Linked DNA regions of Homo sapiens: region 1 is linked to region 2. A link is a loop called in an ENCODE intact Hi-C map of the cell type or tissue named here. Cell type or tissue: K562. All regions are shown on one strand. Links, peaks and the distances in the headings refer to the core of each region. The heading gives the core; the rest is flanking DNA.

Region 1 (9,360 bases), core at 541-8,540, 950 kb before region 2:
GCACGTTTCCCACAATTGGTCTCAAAAGCCCGGGATGCCTGCTGAGTTGCCATTTAGTTTATTACCTTAGCAAAGCAGAGTTGGGGGTGCGATTGTCGATAGTAGGCTTTGGGAGAAATGATTGTTATATTTCGTAATAAATGATGTCCTTGAGAAACTCATAAGTTGCAGTGTAATCCTGTCTTAATTGTGTTGAGCACGACTCCCACTGCAATACCTTAAATAACTGAAAACATTTGCCTTTGAAAGCCCCAATCGACTTGGACAATAAAAACAGTTGCATGTTTTGCTCTAGAGATATTTTCTGCCGTTTCCATCATTCCACTGCCTGGTTATTCCTAGGGAGAATAACAGATAGGATACTGGGGCTTCACCACTATTTGATCAGGTATCAGTTTGAAATAGAGAATCTCTGCCTTATGAAGATAGTAATTCCTGTAGTTAGCATGAAAACAAATTGCCAGTTTGATTTTCTAGGACAGCTCAAGCAGAATTTGTACCACTAGGCTGTAAGTTTTAAGTATCTAATTTTCTGATTTGAAAGTGTATGATTTAAAAATTGGAAAAAGTTTTTGTTATAAGCTTCAAAAGGATTTACTATAATTACAACTACGTAAAATTACAAAGAAAAAAGTAGGAAGAACACAAAATATACAGTGGTTGGATTTATGAGGTTTTTTGTTTTAAAACTTATTCATCACAAATTGTTCAGTCACGTTATTTTACAGTTGGTGGGGTGGTGGGGAAATTTGCACGTTATTTTATTGCTGTATTTTTTCTTTCCTGGGATGTTTACGTGGCTTTTCAGTTACTTGTTTCTAGTAGTGGAAAATCTTGCTCTGTGTTACTTAGGTGCAGGGCAGTGGCAGTTTAGCTCCTATCACTGTACAGGGACAGTATGGAAGGAAGACACAATGAAGTCCAAAGTGTCACTAAAATTTGAAAGAAAAATTATGTCGACAAGTAATCCAACTTGGTTTATTATCCAGGTTATATTATTTTACAGTAGGCTAATACCTAACTTGTGTGTCCCTGTAGCCACTGGCCCAAATAGACAACTAGAATTATTTGGTACTCGGTAATGCCTGTTTCCTCATAGTGGGTTAAACCAGTCCCTGTTGCTGGGCTGAAGGCTATTGACGCACTTCCAAGTGCCTTGGAAATAACTCCAGTGTTAATATATACCGTACTCCAAATGTTAAACTTTCCTCCTTCAGAACAAGACAATCTTTTGGAGTATATAATTGGTGTCTGTTACCTTCAAAATGGAACTTTTTTTTTTTTTTCAGAGAAGACACGAGAATGTCATATTAAAAGCGTAGTTCGTTAAAACACTTGGTGAAGGCTAACCTAGAGAGCATTTGTTTTTTTGTTTCCTTTTTTTTTTGAGACAGGGTCTTGCTCAGCCACCCAGGCTGGAACGCAGTGGTTCCTCACTGCAACCACTGTCTTCCGGGTTCAATCGATTCTCCTGTCTCAGCCTCCCGAGTAGGTGGGATTACAGGCACCCCCTATCATGTCCGGCTAATTTTTGTATTTTAGTAGAGATGGAGTTTCATTTCACCATATTGGCCTAGCTGGTCTTGAACTCCTGACCTCAGGTGATCTGCCCGCCTTGGCCTCCCAAAGTGCTGGGATTACAGGCGTGAGCCACTGCACCCAGCCAGCTGAACATTTTTAAGCTAGTGGTTTGCCCTTGCTCATGATGGTGTGAGGACTCACACTCCTGACATTGTCTGAATTCTGGCTGCATTGCTCTGATCATCCTGATGTTACTGGTCCACGTCTCCCCCAGGATTACAGTAGTAGCAGCTCTACTAACCACCTTTTGTCTACCCATCCTGCTTGCCCTGTTGGCTGCAGTATGTCCTGACTGATATCCCAGGATACAGGTCCTGGCCACCTCTGGGATGTACCTCTGTCCCCTTTGGCTTTCACCCAGAAGTCTTGCCAAGTGTCAGTTGTTTGTTCCCAAATCTGGTTATTCCAGTTGGGCTTATTATTGTAATTACAGTTAAGTATTATGTCAACCTTGAAACAGTGTGAAAAAGAGCGTGGTGGCTCATGCCTGTAATCCCAGCACTTTGGGAGGCTGAGGTGGGCGGATCATGAGGGTCAGGAGTTCAAGCCCAGCCTGACCAACATGGTGAAACCCCGTCTCTACTAAAAATACAAAAATTACCCGGGCATGGTGGCGCATGCCTGTAATCCCAGCTACTCGGGAGGCTGAGGCAGCAGAATTACTTGAACCCAGGAGGCGGAGGTTGCGGTGAGCCGCTTGAACCTGGGAGGCGGAGGTTGCAGTGAGCCGCTTGAACCTGGGAGGCGGAGGTTGCAGTGAGCTGAGATCCTGCCACTGCGTTCCAGCCTGGGCAAAAGAGTGAGACTCCATTCAAAAAAAAATGTGGGCCAGACATTTTTAAGATGTTTGGGAAAATCTGAAAGGACTGTCCACACACATTGCTTTGCAAGTGATTCCCTTTTAAGAACCAAACTTCAGTTATGCCCAGACTTCCCCAACAATCAAAACAGCATAATGTAGAACAACAGAACGTTCAGAGACTTAAGCTCAGAAAGAAGACCCATGGCCTCATATCAAAAAAACCGTAATTAAAAGTAGATTTGTCTGTCAGTTAATACAAAATGTTAGGGAATACCTTTTTTTTTTAAAAATTGTTTGTTATCTAACAAACTTGTTCCCATTAACTAACCAACTTCTGGTTCTTGTCATCTCTGATAAGAGTGCTTCCAACTGTGTTTAGCCTTAATCCCCGCATGCTAAACTGGACTCCCTGTCTGCTTCATGCCATGTAACATGTAAAGTGTGGATCAGTTTAAAGTAGTCCTACTGAGGTGATTGTATTACTTTTGGAGTTAAAATAATTGTGCCATTTACTGAGTGGCAGGGAGCAGAAAGATTAGTAATTTTGCACCTAATTCATGGAGTTCAGAAGCTTCTATCTTGTAATCTGGCAACTTTAATTATATATTGTTTTACTTATGAGATATTGTGGAAGGTCTGTTCCATTTTAAATCCTTAAGCCTTACCTGTTAATAAAAATGAAACCAAATGAATCTGTTTTTTCATGTGCTCAATTATCTTTCGTTTTTTTTCCGTCCTCCAGATAACTGTACTCTTTATATCCTGTGACTCCCTAAGACAAGCCTCAATTGCTTTTCCAGGCCCCCAGTCTTTGTTTTTCTGATTCCTTTTGTCCATAAACCTTTTCCATACTTGCCTCACCCTTGCAGGCATCTTTTATTCTAGGAGGTGAGAACTCCGTGGTATCTGTCTACATTTTTGTAGAAGAAGAGTGAGCGAGATTTTATTCTCATTATCCTTCTAGGTTTTAATCTTTCTTGGGACTTCAGACAATCCTATAACCTTCTGCCAGCTTCAGGTTTTTTTAATAAGGATTTTTTTTTTTGAGACAGAGGAGTCTCTCTCTCTCACCCAGGCTGGAGTGCAGTGGCGTGGTCTCTGTTCACTGCAGCCTCCAGCTCCTGGGTTCAAGCTATTCTCCCGCCTCAGCCTCCCGAGTAGCTGGGACTAACCAGCGTGTGCCACCACACCCGGCTCATTTTTGTATTTTTAGTAAAGACGGGGTTTCACTATGTTGGCCAGGCTGGTATTGAACTCCTGACCTCATGATCTGCCCACCTCAGCCTCCCAAAGTGTTGGAATTACAGGCGTGAGCCACCGTGCCTGGCCAAATAAGGATTTTTAAAATGCAGTTCTGATTCAGAATAAAATTATCGAAAGTGGAGCTGACCTGTCATTTTGCTCTTGGTGGAAGACTCATGTTTCCAGGACTTCCTGTTCCTGTCACTTCTTGCAGGTGGCTTTTGTCTTTCTTGCTCTCTTAGGCTGTAGGAAAGAGCCCACGCAGATTGTTCCAGAGGGCAAAGTATAGATCATTCCTGCGTGAGCAGCGACTGGCAGCTCGACTACCACTCTGGGTTTCTGGTTTTTTTTTTACACTTGTACCACAGTTTGTCTTGCCACAGATTTTACTATTTTAAGGGTGCTGCCCACCTCTACTGGGGTTCTTTTTTCCATTTGAAGAAATGTCCCAGAAAAGCATGGATTATAGAAAACACCTCCAGATGACGACACAACACCCACTTCTCTTAACGGGATTGTGAAGAGAGGACTCAGTCAATTCTGAAATAACCGCCTACATTGTGAGTTTGTCTGAGAAAAGGGGTTTTTGAGTCCATTTTATAGATGAGACAAGTAAGGTGAAAAACCAGTCAGATGGTTAGTTTTCTGAATTTGCTCCCCCCTTTTGAGTTCAGAGGACATAGAAGTAACATGAACGATCAGTGGAGCCCCAAAAAGGGGAGAAGAAAAGGTTGTAAAAGGGACTGTTGGCAGCCTTTGGAGAGGCTTTTTGCTTGGGAAAGTTGGAAGGGAGGGCAGTTTTGTCAGAAGTGTCCGTCTTCCCTGCATGTTTGTATTTGTTGTTTTTTGAAGAACCAGTTGGTGGAGCTACCCCCTTATACCCAGCTGGCTGTCTCTTTGAGTCATCATTGGAAGACTGACATCCCGTGTCCCTTGGGACTGGATGGTTTGTGCTCTTCTAGTTTTACAAATGCCCCCACCACATTCTTGGGTGTATCTGAGGCCCAGTGTGGGCTGCAGTTCTCCAGACTTGCAGGAACCAGTTTGATTTCCCAGGGCTGTTGACTTTTTCTTGTACTTGTATCATTGCCCCTGACTTTGAGGCTTAGGGGACCATGGAGCACTGGGGAAATCATATGCCCTCAGTCCTCACTAGGGGCTGGGCCATCCATTAAACAAAGGCTGTCCAGATGTGTTAATGAGGCGGTGTGAGTAATGGGAACATTATACATGATTACTTACATAATCATGGGACAGATGCGGGTGTTAGAGAAAGAGGAACCCTACTGGTAGAAGTTTTTGAGAGCTATTCTTGAGAGCTGGTGCTGCCTAAAAGGTCTCAATTGGATTTTAAGTTCTAATTTTGTAAGTCTGTCAAGCTCCACCACCCATGAAGAGGAAGGCCAGTGAACACTGAAATATTATCAACAGCAGTGTTTATTTACCATGCTCCTAGAAGGTTAACAAAATACATAGCCACAGGGCCGGGCGCGGTGGCTCATGCCCGTAATCCCAGCACTTTCGAAGGCCGAGGTGAGCGGATCACTTCAGGTCAGGAGTTCTAGACTAGCCTGGCCAACATGGTGAAACTCCGTCTCTACTAAAAATGCAAAAAAGTTAGCCAGGCGTGGTGGTGGGCACCTGTAATCCCAGCTACTTGGAAGGCCGAGGCAGGAGAATTACTTGAGGAGGATGGAGGTTGCAGTGAGGTGAGTGAGACTCTGTCTCCAAAAAAAACAAAACAAAAAACAAAAAAAAAACACCACAAAAACACACAAAAACAACCACTGTGTAACCACAGTTTTGCCCCTCCATACTCCCAGTAAGAGTCTTCCGTCATACACATTGGTAAACTAGGAATTCTTTTTTTTTTTTTTTTTTTTTGAGACGAGTCTCACTTTGTTGCCAGGCTGGAGTACAGTGGCGCTATCTCATTTTCCTGCCTCATCCTCTCGAGTAGCTGGGACTACAGGCACACACGACCATGCCCAGCTAATTTTTGTATTTTTAGTAGAGACGGGGTTTCACCCTGTTGGCCAGGATGGTCTCTATCTCTTGACCTTGTGATCAGCCCGCCTCAGCCTCCCAAAGTGCTGGGATTACAGGCGTGAGCCACTGCGCCTGGCCCAATTAGGAATTCTTAACAGTAACTTTTTTTCGGGGGAGGTGAGGAGGAGGAGTGAAAAGGATAGGTTGTGTGACTCTTGTCTACCTGGAGACCTGGTTTACTGGGACAGGAGAATGTGGGAGATCTTCTGACACCCAGTTTATTGATCTCTTAAAATCTTGGTGGTTCTGTCTCCATTATTTCCCAGCCACCATTTTGGTGAGAGCTTGGTCTGAAGTGGTAGTGTATTATCTGTTGGTTCTCTCTCGGTTTCAGCCAGCTGTTAGAGTGTTTGGTGCCTGTGGGGGCAGAAACAGGTGCCAGGAGGAAATGAGAAGGGATTAGGGCTGAGCATGTGTTTCTTGCATTTAGTCCTTCTATAGGTTTGCAGAAGGGGGCTGAGTGAATGCTTATTCTGTTAAGCAGCAGACTTTTGTGCTTTGTGTATATGCCTTATTACTGCTACTAAATGGACCTAAGTAATGAAATGCCTCAGATTTGGACAGGCTTGTGAATATATGGGGTACCTCTGCAGTAATGGACAAGGTTGGGAATGTGAGCCTACTTCAAGTTTGGCCTTGTGTTAAACTGGCTGTGTGACTCCAGGCAGGCTATACAACCTCGCTGAGCTATTTCCTCATCTGGACAACTTATTTCATGCACTTCACAGGCTTGTTGCTGGGAGAGGCAGGGGAATTTTTGATGTGAAAGCACTTTGTAAACTGCATACTGCTGCACAAATGCTCAAGGTATTATTACCCAGTTGGAAATCACCAACCTGGAGACATCAGGCCTGCCGGCGGCCTTCCTAGCTGACTCAGATATAAATGAATCAAATGAATTCTGCACTTTGATTCTTAATAAAGCAAGCTGATAGCAAGTAGCAGATGCACATTGGGAAACAGAACAAGGCTTTACGGATTAGAAGGTGATGTAATCACCTTCTACCTCTGTCCTATATTAGCCAACACTTGACTCCTAAATACACCTGGATGGTGAATTGGAAAGAGGGATAGATTGAGAATTAAGACTGGAGTGGCACTGAATCTGTGCACGAAGATGTTTAAAGAAGACATAGTCCTTGAAATTAAAAATCTGATTATGATGTGAACACAATTCTTTAGTGGCTCTCTGGTCCTCAGGATCGAATCTAAACCAACTTTGTTCCCAGCCCTTCTTGATGTACTCTGGGCTTATCCTGCCACCCATCCACTTCACACATCCGGGGCTTCAGCTGAGCCCAGCATTTTATTCCTCTACTTGCTTGGTGAATGGATTGCCTGAGGAGCCCACCGTGTTTGTCTGAAGCCTGTCACCCTGTTCACCCCGTCTGGCAGAGCCAGGCTCTTTCTCCCTGTTGGCTGGTCTCCTCGCACTTTATTTTTAGGTGCTGGAGTTATTTGCTTACATGTCTCTCACCCTATTAACCCCACAAGAGTAGGGGCTGAATTTATGTCATTGTAGGTCAATGTTAATGTCTAATACATAGTATACATTCTAGGAATATTTGAGTTCAAGTTTGGTGGAGTATTTCGAGTACTACTTAGTAGTGGGAGGGAATCGGTATGAATCTAGTGCAAAAAGATAGACTTAACTGATCACAATTTTGGACGCTATAATTTTATAGTTGAGAATTCCTGAGGTTTCTAGTACTGTTGTAAAGTGACCTGCTTGTGGTCGCATATTTTATCAGACACAGCTGGGGCATGAAATCCAGGTCCTGATACAGTAGAAGGCCCTCTCTGTTACTGCCTTTGGAAATACTTTTCTTTTCAGGGGGATTTTCAGTTATTCATGGTAACTGCAGTAATTGATTCATTTTCATGGAAAAATAAAATCCACGTGTAATCCCCATACCTAATTAAGCCAATAGCATTTTACTGTTGTGCAGATGGCCTTTTTTGCTTAATAAGAAGTGATTCAAATCAGACAAGTACTCAAAAGATAGAAATCATTGAAATCACATACTGGACATTCCTCTACTTGCACATACAGTTTTATATATATGGGCCATACTCTTTAAGTGCTGTATTTTTGTTACCTCCTGTTTGCATTTATAACTTGTCATGGTAATCAAAGACAGTGATTTTTAATGGCTTCAAGGCCGTTGGTTGATAGTTACCACTATTTTCTTGACTCATCTCTTCGGGATGGGTTTTTCACAGATTTGGGGCTGTTGTACAAAATGATGCATGCAGCCTGCTTTGCACGTGTCTGTTTGCACTCAACTCTAAATTCTTACTGTGAAATTACTGACTTAGAAGTGCCCGTATTTACGTTTTGATCTTTCCTAGTACATTGCTTTCTTGGAGAGAGGCTATACTAATTTACAGTCCCACAGGTAGTACACGTTAGGCCAGCGGGTTGGTTGGTTTGTTGGCTTTTAAAAAACAATACAGGCATTTGTAACAAGTAGTAAAGATGTCAGTTGAGTTTTATTTAAGTTTCTATTTTCTTCCTGTGTCCTCTCTCAGGGCATTTAGAACTAAATGAGATAAGATATGTGAAAGCACTTTGTAAAACAAAATTGCTCTAAGAACACAATGTGTTATTAGTCAGAACAGCTCCAGAAGGGAAGGGAAAGGGAGAGCCTTGGGTAATTGTACAATGATGTTCTTATTCTTATATGTATGAAATGCTTTTTGTTGTGAGGACATAGAGATACTTAAGTAATAAAGATGACCCCCAATCACATTGTTTTCATATGTGATCTCAGCCTTGTTTGTGAGGTGGGCTTTGTATATTTACGAAGATCCCTTTGGGCTGTGGCTTGGAAGACTGTTCAGTTAAATACAGCTGGCATTTTTTGGTTGCTTACCATGTTCTGACACTGTGTTGGGAGTTTGAAAATACGACATTGCCCTTGTCTGAGGGGCATTTACAGTTTAGTTGGCAGCAGGGATGTGAAACAATGGGAGGAGAGCACTGGCTTTGGAGTCAGTCTGAAGTTGAGGATCTCTGCTCTGTCATCTTGGGTAGATCACTTCACCTCTCCAGGTCTCAGTTTCTTCATCTTTGAAAGGGGGAGAATTGTGCCTTCATTATTGGCCTCTCAAGGTCATTTTGTGGGAGGCTGAATCAAATGTTAAAGTGTGAAGTGCTTTATGAACTGTGACTATAGCCGGACGTGGTGGCTCACACCTGTAATCCCAGCACTTTGGGAGGCCAAGGCGGGCGGATCACAAGGTCAGGAGTTTGAGGCCAGCCTGACTAACATGGTGAAAACCTGTCTCTACTGAAAATACAAAAATTAGCCAGGTGTGGTGGCAAGCGCCTGTAATCCCAGCTACTTGGGAGGCTGAGGCAGGAGAATTGCTTGAACCCAGGAGGCAGAGGTTGCAGTGAGCCGAGATTGCGCCACTGCACTCCAGCCTGGGCAACAGAGTAAGATCCTGTCTCAAAACAAAACAAAACAGCAGAACACCAACTGTGACTATTTAGACCATGTTATTATAAGTCTTACAGATTCTTGTGGCTGTAATTCTCCAAGTGCAAGATTGAAGAGGAAACTGTTTCTGGGTCATCTGTGCTGATTATAGTATATCCCAGTTGTTCGAGGAAGAGGATAGAAATTCAGATAATAAGGGTGCTTAGCACCTTTCCTTCTCACCAAGGCTTGGTTTTTCTT
Region 2 (9,360 bases), core at 589-8,588:
GGAGAATCGCTTGAACCCAGGAGGCCGAGGTTGCTGTGAGCCAAGATTGTGCCACTGCACTCCAGCCTGGATGACACAGCAAGACTCTGAATCAAAAAAAAAAAAAGACTTATTGTTGTTAAAATGGCAATACACCCTCAAGTTATTCAATAGATTCAATGCAATTCTTATCAAAATCCCAGCTGATTTCTTTGCAGAAATTGACAAGTTAATTGTAAAATTTATATCAAAATTCAAGAAACCCAGAAAAAACAAAATAATCTTCAACAAAGAACAAAATTGGAGGAGTCACACTTCCCAACTTCAACATGTGTACAAAGCCATAGTAATCAAAATAGTGTGGTCCTGGCATAGGGTAGATGTATATAGATCAGTGTAGTAGAATTGAGAGTCCAGAAATAAACTTTCACATTTACAGTTAATTGACTTTCAACAAGGGTGTCAAGACCATTCAGTGGAGAAAGAATAGTCTTTTCAACAAATGATCCTGGGACAACTGGATATACACATGTCAAAAAAAAAAAATGAAGCTGGACCTGTCTCACAATGTGTACAAATTCAGAATAGAGAAAAGACCAAAACGTAAGAGTTAATCCAATAAAACTCTTAGAAGAAAACAGGGGTGTAAATTTTCGTGACCTTGGACTTGACAATGGTTTCTTGGATATGACACCAAAAGCATGAGCAATTAAAGAAAAAAATAGATTAATTGCACACAATTCAGCTAAAAAACTTTTGTCCTTCCAAAGACACCATCAAGAAAATGAAGAGACAAGCCTACAATGAATAAGAGAAAAAATGTGCAGATAATATTACACGTATCACAGCTCAACACCAAAACACCAAATAACTAAAAAATGGGCAAAAATCTAAATAGACATTTCTCTAAGGAAGATAAATGCATGGCCAATAAGTGCATGAAAAGATGCTCAACATCATTAGCCATCAGGGAATGCAAATCAAAACCATAATTAAATGTCATCTCACACCCATTAAGATGGCTAAAATTTTTATGAAACAGAAATAACAAGTATTGACAAGGAAGTGGCAAAATTAGAACTCTCATACACTGCTCATTGGAATATATAATTAATTGTGCACCTCCATGGAATACTATATAACCATAAAAAAGAATGAGATCATGTCCTTTGCAGCAACATGGATGCAGCTGGAGGCTATTATTCTAAGTGAATTAAACACAGAAACAAAAAACCAAATACTACATGTTCTCACTTATAAGTCAGAGCTAAACATTGGGTACACATGGACATAAAGATGGGAACAATAGGCACTGGGAACTCCAAAGTGGTGAATGAGGATGGGAGGCAAGGGTTGAAAAACTACCTGTTAGGTACTATGTTCAGTATTTAGGTGATGGGTTCAGCAGAAACCCAAATCAGCATCATGCAATATATACATGTAACAAACCTGTACATGTACTCCCTGAATCTAAAATAAACATATTTTTTAAAATAAAATAAAGTGGTGCAGCTGCCTTCGAAAGCAGTCTGGCAGTTACATGAAAGGTTAAACACAAAGTTACTGTATGAGCCAGCAACTCTATTCTTAGGTATATACCCAAAAGAAATGAAAACATATGTTCACACATAAACTTGTCCACCAGTGTTCACAGAATATTGTTCATAAGAGCTAAAAGGTAGAAACGGCCCAAATGTCCATCAATGGACAAATGAATAAACACAGTATGGTATTTCCATATAATTGTATACTTTTTGGAAGTAAAAAGAAACGAAGTACTGATACATGCTACGGTATGGATGAACTTTGAAAAGATTATGCTAAGTGAAGGAAATCAGTCACTAAGTGAAGGAAGCCAGTCACTAAAGACAACATATTGTATTATTCCATTTATAAGAAATGTCCAGAATAGGCAAATCTGTAGAAACAGAGAGTAGATCATTGGTTGCCTAAGGCTGGAAGGAATCAGGGAAGGCCCTGAGGAGTGATGGCTGATAAATAAGGAGTGTGGCAGGTTTCTTTTTTGGGTTATAAAAATGTTTTAAAATTGGTGTGATGATGGCTGCACAACTCTATGAATATATGAAAAGCCACTGACTTGTACATTCTAAATTGGTGAATTGTATGATCTGTGAATTATGTCTCAATAAAGCCATTGGGAGACAATATAAATAAATACAATCCAGAGACATTGTCCTGTGGGTAAATACTAAATAGAATCATTAGGCTGGTCTCTGGATTTGTCTATTCAATGCTTTCATGTTGGTTTTCTTTATCTTCCAGCTCCAGAAAAGGCCTGTAGTTCCAGCTACTGGGGAGGCTGATGGAAGGATTGCATGAGCCTGGGAGGTCAAAGCTGCAGTGAGCTGTGATCGCACCACTGCACTCCAGCCTGGGTGACAGAGTGAGACCCAGTCTCAAAAAAAAAAAAAAAAAAAAAAAAAAAAAAGCAAGCAAGCAAGAAAGAAAAAAGTGCTCGTTTCAGCAGCACATATACTAAAAATTGGAATGATACGGAGAAGACTACCATGGCCTCTGAGCAAGAATGACACAAAAATCCTGCAAAATAAAAAGCCTGAGCAAAGTGACTTGCCCAGGATGCCACAGTTCACAGTGGTAGAACCACAACTGGAAACCAGGACTTTGACTCCCAGGCAGCTGCCCCTTCCACGAGTTCCATGTCCCATGTGCATGCTATGTTTGTACTGGGGTCAATGGCAACCGTCTTATTTGGATATTCTTATTTTCCTCTATGCCCTGAGAAACCTGGTTTGTAGACAGAAAAGGCTGATTTTTTGCTTCTAAAAGCTTAAGTTGACATTTTGTGTTGTTTTGTTTTGTTCTCCTGGCCCAGCCTAACAAGCATTCACATAGTAGACAACACATGCTTGCTGGACCTTACTTCCTGTCTGGTGACCCAGCTCCCTAGAGACTTGAATCTCAAATAAATGTTTCTGTCAGGAGGCTGAGCTCCCAGCTGTGCAAATTGGTCACAGATGTAATTGCATTTGCCCTCTGCCCTGGAAGAAAACATGCCTGTGGTTGGGGGTTTAGATGTCTCAGAATGAAAGACATTACTCCTGACTCTGGGTAATAGCCGTGACGCTCAAAATAAGCTGCCACAGAGACACGCCATAGTGTTGCCAGATGTACAGGGCTGTTGCTACCCAGAATCTGGATCTGCACAGCCAGTTACCAAACTGTGGCCATGTCATTGGCCAATCAGGCATAGTCAAGAACCTAGCTTTTCCACTGGCTCCTCATACTTTCAAACATAACTCCATCCCCTCTTCTCCTCTCCCTAATGCCCACAAGATCTCTGCAAAGAGCTCTAATTCCAAGTTCCCTGAATGGCAGACAATGGCAGCCCTAGGACATCTACACTGCACAGGCTGCAATTGCTAGAATCTAATTAAAATAAACATTGTAACAAGCTGCTGAGCCCCGCCCAGTGCCTCAGGAGTGCAGTGATGTGACACATCTCACTGCAGCCTCCACCTCCCACCCTCCAGCAATCCTCCTGCTTTGGCCTCCCAAAGAGTGGAAACTACAAGTGTGTGCCACTACACCTGGCTAATTTTTGTACTTTTTGTAGAGATGAAGTCTCGCCATGTTATCGAGGCTGGTCTTGAACTCCTGGGCTCAAGTGGTCCACCCACCTTGGTGTCCCAAAGTGTTGGAATTACAGGTCTGAGTTACTGAATCTGGCCAGATAGATATTTTAAACCCAGTATTTGTCTGCCTTTCTTCCTCAGTAGAATTTGAATGTACCAGGTGGCTGCTAGCTACACACCTGTGTAGGATGAGGCTTATCCTATATGTCTGCCCTATTTGTCTTGTTAAATCATATTATTATTCTGAACGCTTTCCTTCTAAAGCAGACAACCAAAGCATAGGGTATTAGCTCTTCTTAGTCCTTTTCCAATCCAAACATTTAGACTTCTTTCTGCTCACCCCTGGGCAGTATCACCCTCATCAATTTCCTCTTAATTGACTAGAATGAATTGTAACTATCCCCATCAGCAATCACATCTGTTAAGGATTGCAGAGTGCCATTGTTGTACGGGAAGAGCATTTCATTTGAGCCACCAAAAATTTACTAACGTGTGGACACAGGGACAGATACAGAGGATTGCAAACTCCAGTTTCTGAAAAACTCGATTCCAAAGCAAGGGAAAAGGTGCCCTCTAGTGGTAAACACAGCACACTACACCACAGCATCCTTATTCCAGACCGGAAGCCTGGCTATTTGAATCCTATTTTCTGTTTCTTCCAGAAACCCTGAGGTCCAGACAGGATGTGACACATGAAGGTTTAAGTGAATTAAAATAGGCTGCTGACATCTAAGGCCAGGAAGAAATAATGAGTACGGATCCACTTTCACTGAGAGCAACCATCTCTGCTAAGCCACTTCTTCAATTTGGTGGCAAGTAACCAACTATCTGGAATGAGCAAGAAATATTCCCTTCCGAATTCCTTGAAAAATGTGGGGCTTAATTTAGAATATTCAAGTTCTTTTGACATACGTACTAAGACTATACAGTTTTTATAAGTATTCTAAAAGCCCGTATAAATTACAGTTGATTGGGAACTTTTAATGTAATAATTGAGTCCTGACATAAGAGACAGTGCAATGCTCAGGAAATAATGCTGGCCTGAAAGCTTGGAGATATGGACTCCGTGACACAGCCTCTGCCACTAACTAGGTGACTTCGGGCAAGTCCTTCAACATCTCTGACCTCCGTTTTCCCGTTAACAAATGAAAGAATTGGACTAATAATTTCTAAGCTTTTTCAGCTCTAAAATGATCTAATTTGGCCAGGCGCGGTGGCTCATGCCTCTAATCCCAGCACTTTGGGAGGCCAACGTGGGTGGATCACCTGAGGTCAGGACTTTGAGACCAGCCTGGCCAACTTAGTGAAACCCCATCTCTACTAAAAATACAAAAATTAGCCAGGTGTGGTGGCGTGCACCTGTAGTCCCAGCTACTCGGGAGGCTGAGGCAGGAGAATCGCTTGAACCCGGGAGGCGGAGGTTGCAGTGAGCCAAGATTGCACCACTGCACTCCAGCCTGGCAACAGAGCGAGACTTCATCTCACATAAATAAATAAATAAATAATAAAATTATCTAACTTATAAAAACTCTTTTAGGAGAGTTATATTTTGAAATAATATCTTTTGGGGATTTGTGTGTATTTCCTTCATTAACCCCAGGGTACCCTCCCTTAGCCCACTACTAAATAAAAACCAAGATTCAGGACGGGCGCAGTGGCTCAATCCCAGCACTTTGAGAGGCTGAGGCTGGTGGGTTGCTTGGGCCAGGAGTTCAAGATTAGCCTGGCCAATATGTCAAACCCCATCTCTACTAAAAACACACACAAAAATAGCTGGACGTGGTGACGCACCCCTGTTGGGAGGCTGAGGCACGAGAATCGCTTGAACCCAGGAGGCGGAGGTTGCAGTGAGCTGAGATCGTGCCACTGGATGCACTCCAGCCTGGGCAACAGAGCGAGACTGTTTAAAAAAAAAAATAGTCAAAGAACTAGTCGAACTAAGGGTGAGAAAGATGAGAATCAGCCCATGGAACATGCTTTTGCTGTCCATGAATCTAGGAAATACCAGGGCTGGGGAAAGGAGAAAGAGGAGTTAGAGAGGTGAATTACTCAAATGAGAAAAAGGGCCTGGATAGGTAGAGGTAGGAGGTCTCAGAGAGAAGTGGGAAGGAAGATCCTCAAAAGGACAAGCTTCCATGTGTGTCCACACACCAGCTCACCGCTCCAGCCCAGCCCTGGGGACAAGTATCTCTCCTGAATAGAGGGGAGGATGTGCACGCCTCCTGGAGGAGTGGGGACATGAAGAAGCATTTATTTTAGCTCCTTTCCACTGATTACAGAAGCACTAAAGAGAACAAGTTGGGAGCATCTCCACGACAGGGAGGGCAGGGCACTGCCACTGGTACACACAGATCCTGGAACTTTAGTGTGCAGGTGGACTTAATAATACTAATATTAGGAATAGAGATATGTGCACATCTGTTTTTATCAATCAATCAGGTGTTAGCATAATTTGCTATTTCCTTTTTAAGATAGGAAGTAGCTTTTGGTTGTTGAAATTGTTTCCTCTCTTGATTAAATTAATTATCCCTAAGAACTGAAGGCTTCAGTGATCTCTGAGAATTCTTCCAAATGTGAAATATAGTTATTCTAAGACATTTCAAAGCTCAGGTTATTGTATGTTGGGTCTAATGTTAGGCTTCACTGTACCAGAATTCTATTATGTGAAACATTACTTTAAATGAGTAACTCGCCACCTAAAACATGGAATTCCTTCTTTGATATGGCAGCACTGTGTGTAGTCAGGGTTTTGCATTACATCTCTCAGGCCACCCGTGCTGGCTCATGCCTGTAATCCCAGCACTTTGGGAGGTGCTGAAGTGGGAGGATTGCTTGAGCCCAGGAGTTCAAGACCAGCCTGGGCTGCTACATGGCAAAACCTTGTCTCTACAAAAAGTACAAAAAATTGCCAGGCAGTATGCCTGTAGTCCCAGCTACTAGGGAGGCTGAGGCAGGAGGATCGTTTCAGTCTGGAAGTTTGAGGTTGCAGTGAGCTGTAATTGTGCACTGCACTCCAGCCTGGGCAATGGAGTGAGATCCTTTCCCTCCAACCCCCCAAAAATTAACAAATTACCTGGGCATGGTGGCATGCACCTGTAGTTCCAGGTACTCAAGAGGCTAACTTGGGAGGATCCCTTAAGCCCAGGAGTCCAAGGCTGCAGCGAGCTGTGATTGCACTACTGCACTCCAGCCTGGACCACAGAGCAAGACCTTGTCTCAAAAAAAAAAAAAAAAAAAAATCTCTGTATTAAACTATCCACCAGAGGCAGGACAGATGCCAGAATGTGTTTTAACATTAACATAAATGTATTAAACAAATACATTCAATCAAATATAGTACTAGATGCTACAAAAAAAGTAAAAGCAGTCTTAAATTTGATTATAGATAGAGGAAGCAATGTGCAACAAAGAAAGAGTTGTTTTATTACTAAAGGGAAAGCGAGTAAATAAGCTTATTTGTAAGTGTTCAAGTTTCTCAAGGAAGACTTCTTAAAACACAAGAATTTCATTTTATGGCATTGTGCTTGTTTTTAAGGTGGGGTTGAAAGAAGGCAGAGAAATCAATAAAACTCTCTGGCTGGATAACAGAAGCCATTTCCAGGGCAACAAGGGAGGGAGACATGCCGTGGATTTAAAGGACACAGCATTTGACTAATGCAACAAAAGAGGTGAGAAAACACAGAGGTAGAGACAAGACCCTGGGTCACACCGAGAAATGGGAAAAGTGGGGTGTAAGTCTTGGAGTTTCTCTATTTCATGCTGCAAATTGCCTTCTCTACCCGTGGGTTCCCCAGTCCCTGCCCCAGCTCACAGAACCTTCATGCTTGCTTTCTCTCTTCTGTGTCCGACAAAATTTCAGCTCAGGTAAAGATCAGAGACACACTAAATAAATATCCTTACTTTTCACAGAGGTTTTGGCATTTTAACATAAGGAAAAGGCTTATACTAGAGCTTCCCCAAGGATGGCAAACGCTGCTTCTTCCAGGGGTCTCGGTGGAAGAAGCCCAAGATGGGGACCGTGGAATCTGAATGAAGTCCGTGTTTTATCTTTAACACATATGCGCATTTTCACAATACTCGTTCATACATCTGAGTTTATTTTCATATAAAATAATAATGATATATTATTATATTACAGCTTCCATTTATTAAATGCTATGTGCTGGGCATAGTCATAAAGACTATGACATTAGCAGTCCCCAACCTTTCTGGCACCAGGGACCAGTTTCACGGAAGACGACTTTTCCACTGACAGGAATGGGGGATGGTTTGGGGATGATTCAAGAGCATTACATTTATTGTGCACTTTATTTCTGTTATTATTATATTGTAATATATAATGAAATAACTATACAACTGATCATAATGTAGAATCAGTGGGATCCCTGAGCTTGTTTTCCTGCAATTAGAGGGTCCCATTTAGGGGTGATGGGAGACAGTGACAGATCATCAGGCATTAGATTCTCATAAGGAGCACAAAACCTAGTTCACAATAGGGTTTGTGCTCCTGAGAATCTAATGCTGCCACTGACCTGACAGAAGGCTGAGTTCAGGTGGTAATGCTCCTTCGTCCACTTACTTCCTGCTATGTGGCCCAGTTCCTGACAGGCCATGGACAGGTACCAGTCCACAGCCCAGGGATTGGGGACCCCTGATATACATCCATTATCTTGTTTAATCTTCTTGTTTTTTTTTTTTTTTTTTGAGATGGAGTCTTGCTCTGTTGCCCAGGCTGGAGTGGAGTGCAGTGGCCTGATCTCAGCTCACTGCAACCTCCGCCTCACAGGTTCAAGTGATTCTCCTGCCTCAGCCTTGCGAATAGCTAGGATTACAGACACGTGCCACCACGCCCAGCTAATTTTTGTATTTTTAGTAGAGATGGGGTTTCACCATGTTGGCCAGGCTGGTCTCGAACTCCTAACCTCAAGTGATCGGCCCTCCTTGGCCTCTCAAAGTGCTGGGATCACATGTGTGAGCCACCATGCCCAGCCTAGCCCTTTTAAGAGACACCAGAGAGCTAGCATGAGCTCTCTTTCTCTGTCTCCTCTCTCTATCTCCCTCTCTCTATCTATCTCTTTATCTCTCTCTCTGTTTCTCTGACTCTCTCTTCCTCTCTTTCTCCCTACTCTGTGGGGACACAGCAAGAAGGCATCTGTCTGGAATCCAGGAAGAGAACCCTCTCCAAAAATCAAATCAGCTGGACCCATGATCTCAGACTTCCTACTCTCCAGAACTATGAGAGAGAAATTTCTGAAATCTGTCCTCTCATGGGCTCAGGTATTAAATTTTAATACTGCAGGCTTCACAATGGGGTGTATGCACCCCTGGGTGGCTGGGCGCAGTGGCTCACGCCTGTAATCCCAGCACTTTGGGAGGCCAAGGCAGGCAGATCACCTGAGGTCAGGAGTTTGAGGCCAGCCTGGACAACATGGAGAAACCTCTGTCTCTACTAAAAATACAAAAAAAATAGCCAGGCATGGTGTTGTGCGCCTGTAATCCCAGATACTCTGGAGGCTGAGGCACGAGATTTGCTTGAACCCAGCGGCAGAGGTTGGCAGTGAGCTGAGATCACGCCACTGCATTCCAGCCTGGGTGACAGCAAGACTCCATCTCAATAAATAAATAAATAATAAAAGGGAATCCATTTCCATCAATATGTTCAACTTGCATCCACTCTCTTTTTTGAAACTGACCTGAGAATACCAGTGATGGAAAGTCAATTTTTTTTTCATCCATGCCCTCTTATCAGTGCACAGATAAGGTTCTC

The links. Peaks named below come from ENCODE experiments on the same cell type or tissue, not always from the same donor. Only the 100,000 strongest peaks of a DNase experiment are listed, where the experiment ranks them.
Region 1: a loop joins it to region 2, with 4 times the contacts of the local background. A loop is called at or near these places in 3 of 110 quality-filtered maps.

What each region holds. Positions count from the first base shown.
Region 1 is chr6:15,249,651-15,259,010 of GRCh38, forward strand. The region is part of intron 1 of JARID2 (jumonji and AT-rich interaction domain containing 2); the gene reads left to right. Among named protein-coding and RNA genes, the nearest start is that of JARID2-AS1, 5.6 kb to the left of the region's middle. RefSeq lists enhancers at 1-301, 1,990-2,765, 4,798-4,867. In K562, for the core only: a CTCF peak has its summit at 4,483 (motif pointing right); DNase peaks (open chromatin) are centred at 2,791 and 4,511.
Region 2 is chr6:16,202,563-16,211,922 of GRCh38, forward strand. It overlaps the pseudogene RNU6-1114P. Among named protein-coding and RNA genes, the nearest start is that of GMPR, 31 kb to the right of the region's middle. RefSeq lists enhancers at 2,963-3,052, 3,263-3,472. In K562, for the core only: a CTCF peak has its summit at 4,173 (motif pointing left); a DNase peak (open chromatin) is centred at 4,179.